3 separate regions of the Homo sapiens genome follow, and regions 1 and 2 are each linked to region 3. A link is a contact called in ENCODE Hi-C data. All regions are on one chromosome and are shown on one strand. Each heading gives the region's core, a stretch centred on a gene start or an enhancer-like site at or near the end of the contact. The rest is flanking DNA. Distances are from core to core; before and after follow the strand shown. Region 1 has its middle 70 kb from the start of SH3GLB1. Region 2 has its middle 53 kb from the start of SH3GLB1. Region 3 overlaps CLCA4-AS1 (CLCA4 antisense RNA 1).

Region 1 (2,950 bases), core at 87-2,586, 160 kb after region 3:
TTGCCCAACTCTAGCCACAACGACAAGCATCCAAGTTAAATTCTCACTTCCAAATCTAATACCTGCTTGAAGAACTTCCCAGTTGCCTCTTAGCTTTGCTTCATGGCACATTCCTGGTAAATCAAAATTCTAAACAAATTTATCCTGTCAACAAGGGACTATTTACCACTCCATAAATCAACCCAGATTTTTCATCCTGCTCTACTATATACGATGGGTAAAGTATTCTAGGTGATCTTTGAGCATTTTATCTTTTTCTTGAGAGAGGCAGATTTGGGGCACGATTCTGAATCTTCTGGGGCAGGCAGGTGCTCTCAGACTTTGGTTTTGATGTAGTGGTGATAGCTGTGGTCTTCACTGCGCTACAGGCCAGCTGACAAGGATGTTGCTCTCCTTCCAACCTGGGGCTCTTGGTTATCCTTGAAGGAGAGGAAGTGAAATCTTCTTATTTTAATGACCTAATCAGAGGAGCTGAATCAAAACACCATTTGGCAATACCTCAGTACATGATTCTCTAAGGCTCACAAAAAAGTTTTGAAGGAAAGGGTAGTTTGTACTTTCTATCTAAATAAACATTTTCTGAAGTCACAGTACAAAGAGTAGACTACAAGTCCTAATGACCATGGATATCATATACAAAACAAGATTAGTACCTGAGCTTAGGAGGGAGTATTTGTACTTACAACATCTAAAATATCAAATTAATGAGTCAGAACTTTGGCCTTCATTCTATCTGCCTTTGTAAAACATATCTCAGACTTCTCAGGGTAAACTTGATCTGATTCAAACTGGAAACAAGGTATCTCCTGGCCGAGATCTTCTCCTTTCAGATTAAACAGTCTGAAAGGAAAAATGGGATCTTCCCCATTTTAAGAGAATAAACATGTGTCTCTGAGGGGAAAAGAAAATGAAAACATTCTATCAACCAGCACAGCACACTGAGGAAGAGCCAGGTGCAAGCTCAGGGCAACAAGACACGTTTTCTCATTCTCCTTCACTGCCACCATCCTTTCCCAACCCCTGCACTCCCTCTGTCCCCCTCCATCCCCATTAAAAAACAGCAACAAACCGCTATGATTAATGACTAAAGAATAAGAGCAGGTGTACAATCTTTATACATTTTAGATTTGGATCAAATTCACTCTTCTCAATTCCTCTTCCTAAAGCCCCACCAATAATCCTTTGCCATCTGCCCCTCCTCCCCTTTCCTTTCTGAGGCTGCTAATGAAAGTGGGGTGGCCAGGACTGAAGAAGGACTTGAGCTGGCTGTCTCTGATTGACTCCTAGCTATCTCATGCCCCCGCTTCCTGCTGGCAGAAAGCAATGCAAAGTGACTGCTGTAGGAGCAGCTGCTGAAGCTCATTTCCCTCCCCCGATGCCTGTCACATTCTTGGGCAATATTTCAGAAGCTTACTCATCCTGCCACTCACTTCCCCCGCCCCCATACCCCTGCCCCCAAACAAGACATTAGGAAGGAAACATGAGAGATTTTATTTTAGCCTAATTGAGCAACAGCCCTTACTTCATCTTGAGTAAGATAAATGGGCTGTCCAACTTCACTTCTCACTTTATCTGTAATGAGGTTTCTCTCTCAACTGTTTACCAAAGTATTAAAAAGCACTTTGTAGCGCCGGCTGGTATATTCCATCAAAGAGAGTCAATAGAACAGATGAAGACATATGAGAAAGTCAGGAGATAAGGTGCCTTTTATGAAAGTTCAGATTCCAGACCTATTAAAAAGAACCGCTTCCCCCTCTGTGAATTCAGGGACAAAAAAAACAACCTTTTCCTCTTTGGCAGTAAGGTGGTTTCTCATAGGGTAGGACAGCACCTGGCAGGTTTTCCCAGAGTCTGATCGAGGTGAATAATTAATTGTAGTCATTAATGTCCGGGTGGTAAGAAATTGCCAGAATTGTAAGATCCTAATAGGCCATTAGCATCTCTATACTGGATGCACTTTAGTGGACTCTTCCTCTGACCAGCAGCGATGAAACACTGTTCTGTTCTTGCTCAGGCTCTGTCTCCAGCTATTCTGGAAGAGTCGGTCACATTCAGATGTTGAAAGGTACAAGATAGGGAGTCCGAGGAGCAGACCCTGCTCAAGATTTTGACACTAAATGCTGTGTGACCTTAAATGAGCCATTAAATCTCACCACTATATAATTTCTTCCCTTACAAAGTAGGGAGGAACTATCTCATGCTGATAACTGTTCTGATAGGAAATCTGTTTTGATATATTGTGATTTTTACCTAAGAATTAAGTATGGATATTTTGTTGCATTATAGCCTCAGTCCTGTTTGTAGCTGTCATTCAACAGTATGAGGGCCTACTATGCCTGTACTTGTGGTAGGGAGGAAGACAAGACATATAAACCTGCAAAGTGAAATAAAAGGCACAGCCCTGTTGGAATGGGAAGCCAAATTTCTACTCCTCATTCAAAACCTCATGAAATATCTCTCCCTGACTGCCTCCCCAGCTATCTTGGCAAACAGTGCATTCCATAGAAGATCAGGGCCTTTATCACCTCGTGCAGTCATCTGTCTTTTCAACCTCCTCTGACAGCCTGTTATCTTCTAAAAGAAAGGACAGTGTCCTGCTCATTTCCTTATTCCCCCATCCCTAGCATAGTTCCTGAAATATGGTAGGCATGCAATATTTCTACATAAGTAAATGGATGGAGTGAATAATAAATGCCAAATACAGACCATAAGATACAAAAGAGAGGCAGCCATGGTGGACAGAGCCCTGAAATAGGAGCCAGAAGATCAGGGTGCAAATCATCAACTTATTATTCCATGAAACTCTGACTTTGGGCTCTCTGTGACCCAGTGTCCACATCTGAAAAGTGCTAATGCCCAAACCAAACAGGGTTATTGTGGGAATTAGGTAAAATGCTCTAAACAAAATTTAGCTCCCTTATCTTGTATTCCTTTTCCCTAAATAGTTGGA
Region 2 (2,988 bases), core at 191-2,690, 140 kb after region 3:
TTATCCTATCTATAACCAAGGTAGAGTGCAGCCTCTGAAATACAGCTGAGCAAACAACTCAAGCACAGTTTGATGTTCCTGCCCAGTGGGTGCTATTCCAGGAACTGATATCCCTTCCCTCATGTTCCTTAAACATATGTGACACCCACTATTATGGTATTGACAATGGGCTGAGAACCCCCTTCTCAGTGTAAGCAGGGACTCTTTCTAACCTCTCCCTGGTATAGGAAATGAGCACCTCTTCCATTCTGTCTCCAGTCTACTTAGCTCTGTCAGTAACTTGTCCAAAGCTTCTTTGGAAACTCAGTTGATTGGAAAACAGAGTACATTTTATATAATATAAATGGTGATGAGGCTCTTAGGTCAGTGCACCAAAGCCTACTTAATCTGCAATGTGCCTGAAAATTGATGGTGCAGCCGAACCCAGAACAGTGCAGAGTTGTTGAAGACCCCTAAATTTCTCCAAGCCCAGGCTTTTTTATGCTCCTCTAGTTCCAGGGCAGTAACCAGCATGTAGTAGGAAATAATACTAGCTCGTGTTTTTTGAGCACTTACAATGTGCTTGACGGCACTGTACACCCATGATCCCATTGGACCCCCAAGGCAGCTCTAGGCAGTAAGCACAATTGTTAGCCTCAAGTAACTGAGGCGTAGAGAAGTTAAGTGACTTCCCAAGGTCACAGAGGTGACAAGTGATGGAGGATTAGAACCCAGGCAGTCTGGATCCAAAGTCAGTGTGACCAACCACCTGTGGGCCTTTAGTTGCCTGAAAGCGGGGAAGAGGACCCGAGGCTGGGCTGAGGCTCTGCTGTGTAGTCAGCTCCCACAATGCACACATGGAAATCACACACACAAGCAGGTGGGGAGTGGGCTGGACAGGAGGTCTGGTGAATCCCTCCACAAAGGTGAGGGAGAATATGACAGAGACATCCACACAAGCTTCGGTGCCTCTAGAAGAGGAGGAGGTCCGTGAACAGGAAGGTGTCCGTGGGGTGGGCCAGGGAGAAGACAGAGCTGCTTGGACTGGAGAACAAACAGCTTGCTCCATTCTCCACAGTTTCTACTGCTGCTTTGAGGCATGACCTTGGGCAAGTTCGTCCCCTTCTGCGTAATAGTTCCCACCTCTAGAGTCTTTGTGCGGATTAAGTGAAATAACTCACTTTGCACGGTGCCTGGTGCCCACTCACTGAGAACATCCTCTTGTGATTAGGACCATTATCATTACATCAGAATGTCATTTGACTCTGAACACAGCCAAAGCCCACGAAAAAGCCTTTCGCAATTGGCCTTGCTAAGACAGGCTTGAGGGTAAGGAGGTTTTGCCCCCTACACTGGACACAGCGCTGAAAGGCAGCCGCAGGACCCCACCTCCCTTGCCTCTGCTGATGAGGGCCGTAGTTCCAGTTTCCTTTCCCTGCCAAGCCCTTACCAGCACCACCAACAAGAGGCGTAATAAACTGGCTTGAGTCCCACCTCTTCATTTCCGCTTCTCTACTCTCAGCAGCTAGGGCTAAGAAGCTGTGAAATGAAGGAATGCCCGTTGGCAAGAAGAAAATAGTCACCAAGCCAAGCAGGCCCTGAATAATCAGGCTGCAGAACCGGCCATAATTTACTATAAAACAGTCTCTACTGGTGACGAGTGGTGGGGCAAGAACAGAGGAGAGAAAACAGATGCCCCTTGAAGTTTTTCACCAAAAATCTAATAAGCCATGACTTATGAATGCGATGGTGTTTTGCAATCCACACTGCAATTCTTCACAATGTCTAGGTCCACAGCCAGCTCTCTGTGCTGAGAGGAAGGTTGCTATCTATACTACCACTGGCAAAACAAAAACAAACAAAACTAAAGGCAAGATGGTTGGGTCCTAAACTTAACACTTAGTTTCCCCATTTCTGTTATATATTAGCTGAGGAGGCATTTGGAAGACCCCACAAAGACATTATATGTAAATCAATAACAATTTTTGTTTTATGTTCAAACCATGAACACTGACTAGCTAATTTTCATGGCATCCCTATAAGTGAGTTTTATGATCCTGCTCCAGTTCAATTCTTCTTCAATACTATAATCAGCTTAGATGATTTTTTCATGTATTTCCATAAAATGATTTTTGCCAGCACCTTACATTTTCATCAGATTTTCTTGTCGTAGCTGGATACGGCTGGCACAGACAGTTAAGTGTTGTGAAATGGAGCGGACTGACAAGGATGGAGAATCAAACAAGGCATTGGCATGGGCCAACGTGGAGGGCTGCAGGGAGCAGGCAAGGGGGCATGACCTGGCTAGAAGTGCCTGGGAGAACAGCCTAGTGTTTGTCAGCACAATCTACAAAAGCAATAGCATAGATTAAAAAGCAGGAGCCCAAGCAAGGGTCTTAATAGCTGAGGATATAGGACATTTGACCGCTGTAGAGGATTGTCTCCAAAAAGTGGGTAGACACACCCCTTACTCTTACCTCTATGAGAGGAGTGTCCTTGGCTGCCCCATTGATGGTGGGCTCGGCTACATGCCTTGCTTGGTCCTATGGGATGTTGGGATGTTAGTAGGCATGATAAGCAGAGGCCTGTAATGTGTTTGCACAGTGGGGCTTGCCCTCTTGGGCTTCTGCCAGCACCATGAGAAATGTCCGCCCTGGTAGCACTAGTTCAAACAGGATGAGAGACCTGTGGAGCAGACCTGGATCACACTCACAGCTCAGAGCAAGCCCAGGTAAACACATTTATCAAGCATATTTTTAATGACTTCTTATCCTTCTAGTTGCAACTTACATGTCACTGTCTCAGAGGTCCCTGCCCTGACTCTCCTCCGGGCTAAATTATGCCCCTGTGTTAATTGTGTTTCAATGAAAGAAAATAATTAATTAGGAAGAAATTATTTGCTTATATGTTTGTTTCTTCCATTAAATTACATTCCTTGAAAGCAAGGAGCATATCTTATATGCTTAATATATTCTAGGGATTGTGCTAGAGTTCAATGAAGTCTATTAG
Region 3 (3,424 bases), core at 165-2,664:
TTCTGAGTATTAAACTGCAAATAAGTCATAAATAAAGGAAACATATTTATAAAAATGAAATTTAATGATAGCATTCAGTACACACTCCATGCCTCGCATTATATAAGCACTTGGAGAATGAGATGAGTGGGAAGACTTCTCTCATGAAGTTTTGAACTCATCCTTCCATTCATTCTATCAAGAAATACTTAGCCAATTCTTTTGAGGTAACTGATACATGCTTAAGTAATGGGTATATGTCTGTGAACAAGACAGACATACTTATGAAATTCAATGGAAAAGATAGCATTAATTGATAGCATTGATAGATGGATAAAAAAGATAGAATATACCACTCAAGTGCAAAGTATAGGATGCTATGGGCACTTTTATATCAGGGAGAACTAACATAATCAAGGAGTCATAGAAAGTTTCTCGGAAGTAAATTTTTAGCTAAAAATTTAAAGAAGGAATGAGTAGAGAGTCACCAAGAGTGTAGAAAATAATGCCCAAGGCAAAACGAACAGCAAGTGTAAAAAGTTTGAGAAGAGAGCCTCAAGCAGTTGAGAAATAGAAAGAATAATCTGACCAGAGTAAGAGATGAGACTGAAGAATTAAGTATTCGGGCTGTGATAAGGTGGGGTCCTTGCAAGTCTCACTAAGGATTTTAGACTTTATCATAAGGTAACTGGGAATAACACAGTAAGAACTTGTTTACCAAAGCTCACTACTGTAAGTGATATAATATATACAACTAAAAATGTCTGTAGAATCACAGAGGAGGGAAAGACCAACTGGTCAGGTGGGCTTCCCAAGAAGCAGCATTTTAGTCAAACTTTGAAGAATCTGAGAGATTCTACCAGGCAGCAAAAGAGAAAGGGCATTACAGAAAGAGGGAATGACAAGGACAAAGGCACAACTAACTTTAAAAAAAAAAAAAAAAAAGAGCTGGGCATGCTGGGAACAGGAGAAACCATAAAGTATAGCATTGTAAAGTGACATGAGCACAGTGAGAAATAAGGCTAAGAGGCACATTCCTAACATTTGTGTACAAATGGTATAATGTGGCACAAGGAACATATGTTTAAATATTTAAAAGTTATAAATCATGTTAACAAACAAAATTTGTTCTCCTCTCTACGTATCTTCAAATTCAAAATATGGTGGATGACAAGATGTGGAGTACAGGTAAATATGATAAATTTACTTTTATACAGGCCTTTAATTTATACTTAACAGTCCAAGTATTATATCTTTATAGGAGTTTAACAAGTCACTCCAGTTCTAAATCAAAGTTCATGAACTGTATTAGTCAATTTTCAAACTGCTATAAAGTTACTACCTGAGACTGGGTAATTTATGAACAAAAGAGGGTTAATTGACTCACAGTTCTGCATGGGTGGGGAGGTCTTACAATCATTGCGAAAGGGGAAGTGTCACCTTCTTCACAAGGCAGCAGGAAAGAAAGAGTGAAAGAGGAAGTGCCACTTTTAAAACCATCAGATCTTATGAGAACTCACTCACTAGCACTAGCACAGCACAGGGGAAACTGCTCCCATGATCCAGTCACCTCCCATTAGGTCCCTCCCTCAACACATGAGGATTACAATTTGGATTACAATTCAAGATGAGACTTGGGTGGGGACACAGAGCCAAACCATATCATGAACCTTATGATTAAAGTTACATAAATCTTATCAGAAAACAATAATTAACAGTAAACTTCTGGGTTCTAGGACCAGTCTTTTTAATGATTCCAGTAATTACTGCATATCTGATATGAATAATTAGATATGAACACAAGACTGTATAAGACTGGAAAGTTTTCAGACTCTATTAAATAGGTGAAAATGGAAAACTGCCACTGAGTGCGGTTAGCTCCACTAGAATCTTACAGGGACTTACAATGGTATCTAAACAAATTCTTTACTATGCAAATTCATTTATTTAATGTTTCTACTCCCTTATCATGCTGTTTTCCATAGCACAAAATTAGGTGTCCAGCTTTTAGGCCTTTTTGATGTTTTTAGAATGTTTTTGAATTTTTTATTGATATATCATAGTTGTATATATTTTTGAGGTACATATTTTCATACATGTATACAATGTGTAATGACCAAATCAGAGTAATAGGGATATCCATTACCTCAAACATTTATCTTTTATTTGTGTTGAGAACACTACAATTCTTCTCTCCTAGCTTTTTGAATTATATAATAAATTAATGTTAAGTATAATTTCTCTATAGTACTATTAAATAAAATAATTCATTCCTTCTATCTAAACAGTATTTTTGTACCCATTAACCAATTTTGCCTTAATTCCAGTCATATCTTCTTAACCTTTCCCTGAGTCAAAGTTCATTTCTCTCTCTTCTCCGAACACCAACTCACTTATTTTAACACTTAAATTAACTATTTATATATATAGTTTATACGTAAACTGTATATAAATAGTTATACATAGTTTATAAATAGTTTACATATAAACTATATATAATTTATTTTAATGTTAAAGTGAGTGAGTTGGTGTTCAGAGAAGGGAGAGAATACACTATGTGTGTGTGTGTGTGTGTGTGTGTGTGTGTGTGTGTGTGTGTGTGTGTGTGTGTGTATGGAAACTAAATTCCAAAAAGGGAAAAACTGTTCCTAGAGGAGGCATGGGCATAAAGATAGGGTGTGTTTTAAGCAGAGGAACTCTGCTAAAGTAAGGCAAAGCCAGCAGAACTTTTAACAACCATGCACACTGGTATGACAGATTGGAATCTATAGGAGCCCCAAATGCAGAGGTAATCCTGCCTACCTTTCAATTATCTCCATGAGACTTTTGTTGAGTAAGTAGCAGCACAACAGGCTGGTGGCTGGGCTGGAAAGCAAAAGTCTTAAAGCCCTTAGGTCTCAAAATCCTTTTAGAGGGGGAGCCCTGTAATACACACAGAACAGGTAACATTCTCTAGATATTTGAAACTAGAGGTGAACTGAAACTACCTAGAGCTGCAACTCAGCACTGACTCAGCTTGACTCCTCACAAAGAAAGGGCACACTTTTCCTGGGAGGAAATAATACTTATTTGAATCTCTATAATTATTTTAAAAACAATGAGGTTTAAGCATATAAATTTTAAAATGTCAGTATCAGTGCATGTAATTTTTTAAATGGGAGACATGTGAAGAACTGGGAAAATGTGAACCATAATTAAGAAAAAAATTATAAATATGTTAAAGAAATTGATGAAAAAATGAAGATTTTCAACAGAGAAATTGAATCTCTAAAAAAAAAATTCTCAAGGCACAGCCCACTTTTTATAAATAAGGTGAGGGAATAGGAGAGTTCAAAGTGTGGCCTTAGGCTACATCCTCTCTAGGTACCTCACGATTTGACAGCTTCTGTAGACAACCCCTTGGCAAGGACATCAGCATGTAGAAGTGTATGCCAGTCACAGTGTT

Evidence for each region. A loop is a pair of places that touch in the nucleus more often than their neighbours do. Pooled maps may share reads with other maps.
Region 1: a loop to region 3 is called in a map with no recorded cell type, with 7 times the contacts of the local background. The contact joins two enhancer-like sites. A Hi-C loop is called at or near these places in 3 of 37 single-sample maps with no recorded cell type and 1 of 50 pooled maps.
Region 2: a pooled map shows a loop between it and region 3 (4-fold over the local background). The contact joins two enhancer-like sites. A Hi-C loop is called at or near these places in 4 of 37 single-sample maps with no recorded cell type and 7 of 50 pooled maps.

Annotation. Positions count from the first base shown.
Region 1 is chr1:86,773,100-86,776,049 of GRCh38, forward strand. No RefSeq gene overlaps it. Among named protein-coding and RNA genes, the nearest start is that of SH3GLB1, 70 kb to the left of the region's middle. RefSeq lists an enhancer at 513-1,712. Within about 2 kb of position 1,337, at least 20 of the 41 ENCODE cell types and tissues checked have a DNase peak (open chromatin) inside an H3K27ac peak, as active enhancers do.
Region 2 is chr1:86,756,176-86,759,163 of GRCh38, forward strand. No RefSeq gene overlaps it. Among named protein-coding and RNA genes, the nearest start is that of SH3GLB1, 53 kb to the left of the region's middle. Within about 2 kb of position 1,441, at least 7 of the 41 ENCODE cell types and tissues checked have a DNase peak (open chromatin) inside an H3K27ac peak, as active enhancers do.
Region 3 is chr1:86,615,662-86,619,085 of GRCh38, forward strand. The region is part of intron 4 of CLCA4-AS1 (CLCA4 antisense RNA 1); the gene reads right to left. Among named protein-coding and RNA genes, the nearest start is that of CLCA4, 70 kb to the left of the region's middle. RefSeq lists an enhancer at 1,563-1,612. Within about 2 kb of position 1,415, at least 4 of the 41 ENCODE cell types and tissues checked have a DNase peak (open chromatin) inside an H3K27ac peak, as active enhancers do.